2 separate regions of the Homo sapiens genome follow, and region 1 is linked to region 2. A link is an interaction called in ENCODE POLR2A ChIA-PET data of the cell type or tissue named here. Cell type or tissue: GM12878. All regions are shown on one strand.

Region 1 (2,500 bases), 71 kb before region 2:
TTGTATACTATAATAGTGGATACATGTCATTAGAAGTTTGTCCAAACCCATGGAGTGTACAACACCAAAGAGTGAGCCCTAATGTAAACTATGGACTCTGGGTAACAATGATGTATCAATATAGCTTCATTAATTGTAGCAAATGTACCCCCCTGGAGGGGTATGTTGACAATGGAGGCTATGCATGTGTGGGAGCAGGAAGGAAACAGGAAGTCTCTGTACCCTCCTCTCAATTTTGCTGTGAACCTGAAACTACTCTGAAAAGTTGTCTTTTTTCAATGAGAAAGAATTTTTTTTACTTTATATGTTGTGCACCTTTTAAAGTCTGACGTTAATTTTTAGTAGCATGAAGTTTTACTTAACACAATTTGGAGTCTTCATTTTACTTAACCAATTAGCACATAAAATGCTGTTGACCTTGAAACTGTTCCCTCATTTGGCTTCCAGGACATCACATTGTGTAAGTTTTCCTCCACTGGCCAGTCCTTCTCAATCTTCATTCCTAGTTCTTACTCTCCCAACTTCATCATGTTGGATGCCACAGGACTCAGTCTCTGGACCTCTTTTCTATCTATACTCCAACTTATCCAGTCTCACAGCTCTGAATATCATCTTTATGGTATTTAAAATAGATTGATATTGTCAGTTATTCCCTACTGTAACAGACCAACTCAGGACTGCTATTCATTCTTAGTATTAGTCATGCACTAGCACAATCCAATTCAGGCATTATTCATGCCTGAACAAAATAAAGTGCTCTCAGGTACCATCACTAGCCCCCAAAAAACTCCAATCATTAAAACTACACATAATACCAATTGTTTACAGAAATTTCAATTTGCCAAGAGTGATTTTACTTGTCCCACCCTTTTGGAGGGTAATCTGAGATTTTTTGTTGTTTTTTTGTTTTTTGTTTTTTGAGACAGAGTTTGGCTGGAGTGCAATGGTACAATCTTGGCTCACTGCAACCTCCACTTCCTGGGGTCAAGTGATTCTCCTGCCTCAACCTCCCAAGTAGCTGGGATTACAGGTGTGCGCCACCACGCCTGGATAATTTTTTTTTTTTTTTTTTTTTTTTTACTAGAGACAGAGTTTCATCACGTCGATCAGGCTGGTCTTGAACTCCTGACCTCAAGTGATCCATCTGACTCAGCCTCCCAAAGTGCTGGGATTACAGGTGTGAGCCACCACACTCAGACAATCTGAGATGTTTAAAGGTAGAAAAGTAGAAAGAGAATTGAATTAGGGCAATGCTAATCTATTATGTAATCAAAGGCAGAAAAGTAGAAAGAACACTGAATTTACAAGCCTTTCACTAAATTCTTATCTAGGTGTTACTTTTCCTAGAAAACCACGTCACACCTAAAAATCACAAATCCAGAATCAGAACTATAACAATTACAGGGGTTCAATAAGTTCAAAGAGGCTTAGAGATGACTTAGCTTGTTTTTTCAAGCTTTTTTGTTTAAATATCAAGCTTCCATATAATAATTCAAGAAAGGAAACCTGATCAAGTTGAACCTCTTGTTTAACAGATAGGGAAACTTACAGCCCAGAAATGTTTGCCCATGGATAAAGCTCTCACTGGTAATACCAAGACCAGAAAGTAATTCTCCTGTTCCCTAATTCAATGCTCTTTCTACTTTTCTACCTTTAAACATCTCAGTGAATACTTGTGTGATTAATTTTATGTGTCAACTTGGCTAGTCCATGGTACCCACATGTTTGGTCAAACATTATTCTAGATGTTTCTGTCCAGATATTTTTTATATGAGATTAACACTTAAATCAGTAGACTCTGAGTAAAGCAGATTACTCTCCAAAAGGGTGGGTTTCATCCAATCAGTTGAAGGCCCTGATGGAGAAAGACTGACCTTTTCAGAAGGGGGAATTCTGCTAGCTGACTGAATTACAACTCTTCCCTGGGTCTCCAGCCTACCCCGCAGATTTTTGACTTGTCAAGCCTCCACTATCACTTGGGCCAATTTTTAAAAATTTAACAATTTAACAACTCTCCCTTTCCCTGTCTTCCCACCACCCCCATATACATGTGTACATGTGTGTGCACTGCACACATACACATTTTTGGTTCTGTTTCTCTGCAGAACCCTAACACAACCTATGTGAGCATCTAGATGAATTTCTGTAATTAATAGGTCAGTAAATGTATTTACTAAGAATGTTAAGAAAGCCTGTGACCAAATATATAGAAATAGTACGAATTAGTAGGGGAGGGGGGTGATTGCTAATGGGTAAGAAATTTCTTTTTGGGGGTGATATAAATGGTCTAAAATTAGACATTGGTGATAGTTACACAACTCTGTAAAAATACTAAAATCCACTGGATTGTATACTTTGCAAAGGTGAATTTTATGGTATATGAATTACAGCTTAATAAAGCTATTATATATTGTTGAAGGAGGGGAAGGAGAGAGGAAGAAAAGAAGGAAAGAAAGCCAGTCAGCCTGTGAAACTAACAGGCATTATAAATGACAAGGAA
Region 2 (2,500 bases):
GGTGAGAGAGGATGGAATCTACCTCTCAAGTACAGGGCTGGTCTTGGATAGGAGCACAGGCAGAAGAGCTGTGTGTGTCATAGAGGAAAACATACTATACGGGTACAGGTGCAGAAGAATTCCACAGGCTCTTGTCATGACCTCTATCTGGCATGATGCGGGATGGATGTCAAGTTAAGAGCCTGTGGAATTCCGATTGCATCTTTCAAGAAATATCGCAACACTTTTTCTATTACATATTATGATTTTTCATTTAATGAAACATTTTTGAAAGAGTCTGGTATACGTGATACTGTTGATATGGTGTGGGGGTTCCCTTTACTTGTAAGAATCAGTATTGTGGGCAAAACAGGTAAACAAACAATTGTGATGTGGTAAGTGTTATCCTACAGGCATATGAAAATGCTGCAGCAACTGGTTGGGGGTGGTGGCTCACGCCTGTAATCCCAGCTCCTTGGGAGGCGGAGGTGAGTGGATCGCCTGAACTCAAGAGTTTGAGGCCAGCCTGGGCAACATGGTGATATCCCGTCTCTACAAAAAATACAAAAATTAGTTGGGCGTAGTGGCATGTGCCTGTAGTCCCAGCTACTTGGGAGGCTGAGATGGGAGGCTCACTTGAGCCGGGGAGGTGGAGGTTGCAGTGAACTGGGGATCAGATCCACTGTGCTCCAGCCTGGGTGACAGAGTGAGACCCTGTCCCAAAGGGGAAACAAACAAACAAAAACTGGCCTAAAGCTGCTAATATTTTAGTTTTGTGGCCTGCAAACTTCTAGCATTTCTATAACAGGCATCAAACTTACTTCTATATCAGAAAGTATTTGGCTTATGTCAAAGTTTTAAAAACTTTTTTTCATGTGACACTTTTTCTTAAGAGGAGCTCGTGAATAACTATTTAAATGTTACAGTTGGCTTGAATTTTAAACATTTGGTGAGAGTTGTAAAAATATATGTTTTAAACTTTCAGAGAATAAAAATTTAAGACCCACTTTCTTAGAAGTTACTATTAATAAATAAATAATTTTGTAGTTCTAATCTCATTAAAAAAATTTTTTAAGACTGAGATTGATGTGTAGGACCCAGCTGCAAAATTCAAACCAGCTACATGCAGCTGCACTCTGGTTCCCCTAATTCATCTAACAGCTCTTAGTGTGTTCTATAAGTGGCAATAGAAAAGGCACAGCAGATGTGCAAGATGGCTCCTGAAATCTAAAGAGGGACAGATGGTTCTCGGTTTGATTGACAGCATGAGGAGCACTGTAGAAAGGGTCACCTCCTGTGGAGGGGTTTTTTTTTTTTTTTTAATCCTTGCCTCTGCCTGAAAATGAAACTGTCCAAGAAAGAAAAGCAGAGTATGGCTATTCAGAAAGCCTTTTTTTTTTTTTTTCAAATATTTGTTATAGTGAAATTATAAAGTCACCTAGACGTGGAAAAAACTCTCCTCTAACTTTTGACTGAGAGCTGACTCTTCATATTTATAACAAAGTAGACAGATTGGTGTTTGAATGCAATACTCAGAATATTGGAGATAGAGCTGGAATTAAGGCAAAAACAAAAATAACATAATTTACACAACAGCATCGATTAGAGCTGGAATAATGATCACTGGAAGCCCTATTTTCCCCTTAAAAATAAACTTTTTGTTTTAAATTTTAATTACAAAGTTAGACAAATTATTTGCAATAGTTTACCGGGAATGGTTCTAAATTAACAATATAGGCTATATCACTTTTATGCTTACCTCTCTCTCTCTCTTTTCCAAACTCCTTTCTAGTACTTTAAATCTTCAAGAAAAACAAAAAAGAACTCACATTTTCTGCATGCAAACCAAGTCCTGGATGCTGTGTTAGGTACTTTATAACTTTATATGATTTAGTATCTCAGAGGTATTAATAGATTCTTCTTAGGTTCATATTCATACTGACACATGGGCTCCATGATTTTATTGATGCTTCTCTTCATCTTCTGCTGAAAAAAGGAAAACAAGAACAAAATATGCCTCAAAATAATAGTCTATATATTAAGATACATTCTGGGAGTCCAGGATTTGTGAAGTCCTCTTAAACCATTTCTAGAAGAGGCTGGGTGCAGTGGCTCACGCCTGTAATCTCAGCACTTTGGGAGGCTGAGGTGGGCAGATCATGAGGTCAGGAGTTCGAGACCAGTCTGGCCAACATAGTGAAACCCCATCTCTACTAAAAATACAAAAAATTACCCGGATGTGGTGGTGTGCACCTGTAATCCCAGCTAGTCAGGAGACTGAGGCAGGAGAATTGCTTGAAACCAGAAGGCGGAGGTTGCAGTGATCTGAGGTCGCGCCACACTCCAGCCCGGGGAACAGTGTGAGACTCCATCTCAAAAAAAAGAAAAGAATAAATTATTTCTAGAAGAAATTCACACAGTGGCAGATGCAAGATTTCTCTCTAGACAAGACTCAGGATTGACAATGTATTTGCAAGAAATAGCTGGGAGGTAATTGTCTTGAAACTTCATTTGCATGAAA

The links. ChIA-PET counts read pairs that join two places held together with the same protein. Peaks named below come from ENCODE experiments on the same cell type or tissue, not always from the same donor. Only the 100,000 strongest peaks of a DNase experiment are listed, where the experiment ranks them.
Region 1: POLR2A ChIA-PET joins it to region 2 with 7 read pairs; 2 of 35 experiments call an interaction of 5 or more read pairs at or near these places.

What each region holds. Positions count from the first base shown.
Region 1 is chr4:48,741,920-48,744,419 of GRCh38, forward strand. All of the region lies in intron 1 of FRYL (FRY like transcription coactivator), which reads right to left. Among named protein-coding and RNA genes, the nearest start is that of FRYL, 37 kb to the right of the region's middle. In GM12878, no CTCF peak of the experiment used is centred here; no DNase peak of the experiment used is centred here.
Region 2 is chr4:48,812,956-48,815,455 of GRCh38, forward strand. It overlaps a transcript of OCIAD1 not described here. Among named protein-coding and RNA genes, the nearest start is that of OCIAD1, 17 kb to the right of the region's middle. In GM12878, no CTCF peak of the experiment used is centred here; a DNase peak (open chromatin) is centred at 1,199; H3K4me3 peaks cover 715 bases; H3K27ac peaks cover 101 bases.